2 separate regions of the Mus musculus genome follow, and region 2 is linked to region 1. Evidence: chromatin loops called from intact Hi-C (ENCODE). Cell type or tissue: left cerebral cortex. All regions are shown on one strand. Each heading gives the region's core, and the rest is flanking DNA. Links, peaks and the distances in the headings are about the cores only. Region 1 overlaps Enah (ENAH actin regulator). Region 2 overlaps Enah (ENAH actin regulator).

Region 1 (2,814 bases), core at 13-2,512:
TACTTAAAATTGAAAACACCAAATTAGTAAGTATTTACTTAAGCCTTAACAGGGCTAATTTTCTTTCTGTAAAGCTAGTGAGTTGCACACTTGGGGAGTAGCTGTCACTTCGGAGGTTTCACCAGGGAATACACACAGAGCAACAGAGGGCTGACGGTGAGCTCTTCCATCCTTCGGACTGAGCTCCGAGCACCAGTAGGCTTTAGCCTGGCAGGGCCTCTTGCTCAGATGTCAATCAGAGAGATACTAAATTACACATGATAAATTTCTTTTCACCTTTTACAAAAATCTAGTAAGACAGCATCAAAAAAATCTACTTTTAACAAAAGAGGTATGTCTAAATCCAGATTATTACATTGTTTGTATAAGCACACTTCCTCTCTACATCCTATACTTATAAAGAGGAACAAAGGCAGGGTTCCATGCACCTTCTTATGTACAGAACCGCGTCCATCTTTATGTCCACAGGCTGCACTTAATGTTACATGGCCCTTCCCTGCTGCCCTGCATCACGGTCCGTGTCTACAGGAAACCTTCAAGGACCTTCTGTTTGCCTGTATAGCAACACTTGCAATAGAACCCTCTGGGGGATACACCAAGCCTGCCAACCCTCTGCTTCTGCAAAGGGCCTGAGGCTACCTACCCTAAAGGTCTAATACAGAGAGCTCAATACAGGAGAAGTGGAAATGAAAAAGGGATCTTAGGGCAGGAGTGCTCCAGGGAAAACTCAGGGATGATTTATCTATTAAACAGATCTCCATGTCTCTAGGAAAATATCTCATATTTACCCCAGGGAAGATGAAACAGTCAAGTGCTCCTAGTGAAGTTTAAGATGAATGTAGAAGTACTAGGATCCCTAAATATTAGAAAACACCTATAATACAGTACTTACTGCAAACGATCTAAAACCTAAGTTTAATATGGACATCTCCCATACTAAATTCCAACTAAGGCCCAGGATTTAAAAAAACAAAATCCTTCATTTTAATGTTCTAAATAATAATAATAATAATAATAATAATAATAATGATAATGATAATGATAATGATAATAATAATAATACAACCCCAAATAGCACTTTGGCATAGAGACGCTCAATCATGAAATCCATAGGACCCAGCCACTCTTCTAGGCAGGCAAAGTTGCTCTGCACTCCTCAGAATGACCAGTAGTCAGCAGCAGAAGTGAAGCCTTACCCTGTGGGGTTGGCGACTCGGCCGGCTGAGAGGCTGCCTGCAAGCCTGGCTCGGAAGCAGAGGAGTCTCCCAGCTCAGGATTTAGAGGGGTCTCCGCAGAGGCAGGGGCAGCTGCAGAGGGAGAAGGGAGAACACTGGGCTTGGATGAGGGAGTTGAGGCAAGAGGGGTGCCTGGAGGAGGAGAAGCCTGTGATCCACAGTGTGAGAGTGAGGCGAGGGGAGGCAGCGGCGGCGGTGGCAGCGGCGGTGGTGGTGGCGGCGGCGGTGGCGGTGGCGGTGGCGGCGGAGGTGGCGCTGCTGGCCCTGAGGTAGGCGGTGGAGACACTGGGTATGTTACAGAGTCTAGCGACCCATTGGGTGCTGTTGGTGACGGAGGCATTTGGGGCACAGGAGAGGAGACACAAACGGGAAGGACAGGCCGTGGGCCAGTAGCTTTGCCAGGGGGGCTGCTAATCATTATTGGAGGAGATGGAGGGAGGGGCGAGAAATTGGAAGTAGGCCAGGCACAGGACTTCGCAGCTGGAGGCTGAGAAGAGGGTGTGTTCACAGGAGAAGAAGGTCGAGAGTTTTTGTTGAGAGGACGAGGAACTGTAGCGTAATGGGGAAGAACAGGGTGGAAGGCTGAACCTAGAGATGTTGCAAAACGTGTCGCTGCGTGTCTCAGTGGTGGTGTAGGGGGTGTGGAAGTAGGTGGCAAAGCAGTCACTACAGCGTAATCAGGAGTGGCGTCTGACACCGGAGCTGAGATGACTTTAGCATATGATGGAGGAGGTGCCGAAGGCGGCTGGCAACTGGAATACTCAGGAAGTGGAGCACTAGACAGGGAGCTGTCTGAAGATGGAGCTGGACATAAGGTGGAAAGCAGCGGCAAAGACAGGATAAAAAAGGAGAGAGAAAAAGGGAGCCAGTGAAGCCCGAGACCAGCATCAGACAAAACGCACAAACGTGGATGACAGTTAGCACCAGGGGATTAGGCAAATAACTGTCTCCACTGGAGAAAACTTAACTTGTAAGCACATTTCGAAACCCAAAAGAGGATGAAATAAGTTCTTTTAAATATGTGGATTAATAATTTATCCTCTACAAGGATAGTAACAGTCTTAATGTTTATTACTTAGTCCACTAAAAACTGCATCAAAATTATTATAAACAGCAGAATAAACCGAGTTGTGGTTTCAAACCTGGCGAAATGTTTACTACGATGGGAAAGGAATGCCCAACTCAGTGTCTTATTTTTGGACATCTCTACCTTCTTAGCCATAACTCCAGACAATTATGCAGTTAAGAACAATAAATTAACCAATACTGAACCGGCATTGGCCTCTCATATAGCTCAAGATTAAAATTCTTTGATAAATATTAACCATCTTAAATGTTTATACTATATCATAATCCTCTATGACACTATAAATTCCATCAGACTGTGATTTTCTTCATCATACCAGAAAATGTTTAAATAACCGGTTATTTTTGAGAATATTTTTAATCTATTTTAATTTTTCCTTCAGAAATCTAACTATAACCAAGCTAACTTCTTGTTGTACGTAGCATAATACATACAGTATGTGATAATTTTAAGCAATGGCACAAGGGAAATATCTTCCAAGATCATTATAAA
Region 2 (2,814 bases), core at 3-2,502, 77 kb after region 1:
AGTCTTTTCTTCTTTTAAAGAAAAGGAATGTTGCAATCCCATTTCTGACTAATTGCTCGTGGGGGTGCATGCCTACCATACCTGTGAGGGCTGCTTCAAGACTGAAAGCACCAGGCTGCTTTGTGAGTTTCGTGGCAGCATATGCAATGGAGTGAGAACCTGTGTCAACCAACCAACAGAACCAAACAAATCTGAACTGTGAATCAGCAGCACCCAAGCTCTACCCACCCAGAGCTGAGTATCACTGAGAAGAAAAAAGCTGTACTGGGGAGGAAGACCAAGACATCAGCTAATGAGAGAGGAGAGAACCAAAAGAGCTTAAGTCACTTAAAACCAGAAGTCACTTAAGTCGCCGAAGGGGAATGCTGTCAAACAGCTGATGAAAACCTGGGTCACTGTTATGACCAACTTTTCGTAGGTGTGCTTTGTAATGACTTTCCTTCCACTCATGGGGGTAATCTATCCATACTTCAGGGAGCAACTGAATCAGTCTCAGATGCTACAACGCATCTGTTTGCCACCACCCATTACCAAAACGCTTGAGTTTCAATAGATGTCTTCACACAGCAACGACTGCATCCTAGTAGAACATGAGCAGTTTAAAGAGCAGAGACTAGTAAGCTAAGTCTTCCTTCTCACTAACCTGACCACAACCAAACAGACTCTAAGTATAATGTAGGAGGAAAGAAAGCTCAGCAGAACCCAGAGTTAATTATTCTTCAATTTAAAGGTCAACATCAAAACATTCCCTGCTGCTGCCGGCTGTGAAGCCGTGGACACTCTGTGTATTTGCTGGCTGGCATAAAAACTGGCACAACACTTTTAGAAAGCATTTTGGCAATATGATTCAAGAGCTTTTAAAACTGTTTCTATTTCTTAAGGGATCTAATACTATTTCTGGAATTCTATCTTAAGGACATAGTCTACAATTAAGGAAAAAACCCTTTGGGTTCAGGAAAACATTATTCATTATACAAAACCACTCTACACTATGTAAATAGCCACTTAGAAGGAAATAGGTAATTTACAATGAAACATTCATCTAATAATTTCCTAAAAGCATAAAAAGGGGAAAACATACCAAATGATCAAAGCAAAATGCATGCATTCATAATCACCTGTACATAAATCACAACATAAGGTTGTCTTTAATTGGATCTCTGTTAGTTCGAGGCCAGTCTGGTCTATACAGCAAGATCCAGGACGGCCAAGACTACACAGAGAAACCCTATTGGGGGACAGGTGAGCAACATGAGAAGACTTATAAATCCAGAAGAGCAAGAGTCTTGAGTTTTGCTGAGTGCAGTGGTGCGTGCCCTTACTCCTACCACTAGGGAGACAGAAGCAGGCAGAACTCTGTGAGTTCGAGGCTAACCTGGTTTACACAGTGAGTTACAGGACACAAGAGCGAAGGAGGGAGAGAAAAAACAGAGAAACAAATATGTTCAAATAAAAAAATTAATATGAAAAGATTCTGGGCTTTCAAGTAGAAAATCTATCATAATACTGAAAGGGTGAGAATCAAAGGGAGAAAGGTAAACTCCTGAAGGAACAGCAGCAGGGCCTGGCAGCTCACCCTGCAATCCCAGGAGCCAGGGGAAGGCTGCTACAGAAGGACTGCAAATTCAAGGGCAGATTGTGTTACACAAAGGGACCTTGTCCCAAGGGGGGAAAAAAAGAAGGGGGAGTGGAAATGGAAATATAGTGCTCGCATAATACAAAGCAGAAGGAAAGACGAACCTGCACGAGTCCACTTCTCAGCGTGAAGATCTGCCTTAGCAATGCTTTTCTGCTTTTCCCCACACCTAGTGTCTATTTTCCAGATTAACAACACTACAGTTAACTACAAATCGCCCATGGATAATAACAGGAATGTAGAAAATACCAGTATAAGACCCAATGAAAGCTGTCTGTAGCTTTGGACAGCACTGCATTAGAATTCACAATAACTGGTAAACCTGTAACATGAGGACTATGAAGTCAAAGACAGCCTGGGCCACAGAGTTTTAGGTTGGTTACCATTATGAGATCCTGGCTGGAGAAAAAAGCACAAATGTAATAATATGTATATATACATATATATGCACTATATATGCTACCTATAGCATATATGTGCGCTATATATAGCATACGCATACACACACATAGCAGTGATTTACAACCAATCTCAACAGCAAAGTACGGTAAATAGAAACCTGAAAAAGCTACAGAAAGCCTTTTGTTTAAAAAAAACAAACAAACAAAACAAACAAACAAACAAAAAGCAAAATCCTTGCTCTTTCAACAGAAGGCAACATAGCACAGTGGCTGAGAGCACATCGAGAGCAAGCACTGCTCTGTTCATTGCTTTTTTTCCTTCTCTTGCTCCAGCCCTGCACTCTCTGAACCCACTACTTCCCCAAGCTTAAGATTTATATATTTTATGTATGTGAGTACAATGTCACTGTCTTCAGACACATCAGAAGAGGGCATCAGATCCCATTACAGATGGTTGTGAGCCACCATGTGGTTGCTGGGAATTGAACTCAGGATCTCTGGAAGAGCAGTCAGTGTTCTTAACCGCTAAGCCATCTCACCAGCCCCATTAATTGCTATTTTATATTACTCTGTGCCTTAGTCTTTTTGATCTGGAACAGCGGTACATACCACAGAGTGCATACATTACATTAACTCCATTATATGTGCAGTTTTATAAAGACTTAACATTGTATGAGTTAACTAAAGGACTAAGAAGACAGCCTGAGCAGTGTCAGTCGGAAACCATAAAGGTGATGAATGGTTTGCACCACATATATGCAGCTACTTAATGACAGT

The links. A loop is a pair of places that touch in the nucleus more often than their neighbours do. Peaks named below come from ENCODE experiments on the same cell type or tissue, not always from the same donor. Only the 100,000 strongest peaks of a DNase experiment are listed, where the experiment ranks them.
Region 2: it touches region 1 in a loop (1.8-fold over the local background); 1 of 42 quality-filtered maps calls a loop at or near these places.

What each region holds. Positions count from the first base shown.
Region 1 is chr1:181,920,462-181,923,275 of GRCm38, forward strand. Enah (ENAH actin regulator) reads right to left here. Exons shown (of 15, transcript NM_010135.3): 7 at 1,197-2,039. Among named protein-coding and RNA genes, the nearest start is that of Gm33669, 43 kb to the left of the region's middle. In left cerebral cortex, for the core only: a CTCF peak has its summit at 1,173; a DNase peak (open chromatin) is centred at 1,928.
Region 2 is chr1:181,997,231-182,000,044 of GRCm38, forward strand. All of the region lies in intron 1 of Enah (ENAH actin regulator), which reads right to left. Among named protein-coding and RNA genes, the nearest start is that of Enah, 21 kb to the right of the region's middle. In left cerebral cortex, for the core only: a CTCF peak has its summit at 1,326; DNase peaks (open chromatin) are centred at 705, 1,297 and 1,584; H3K27ac peaks cover 1,062 bases.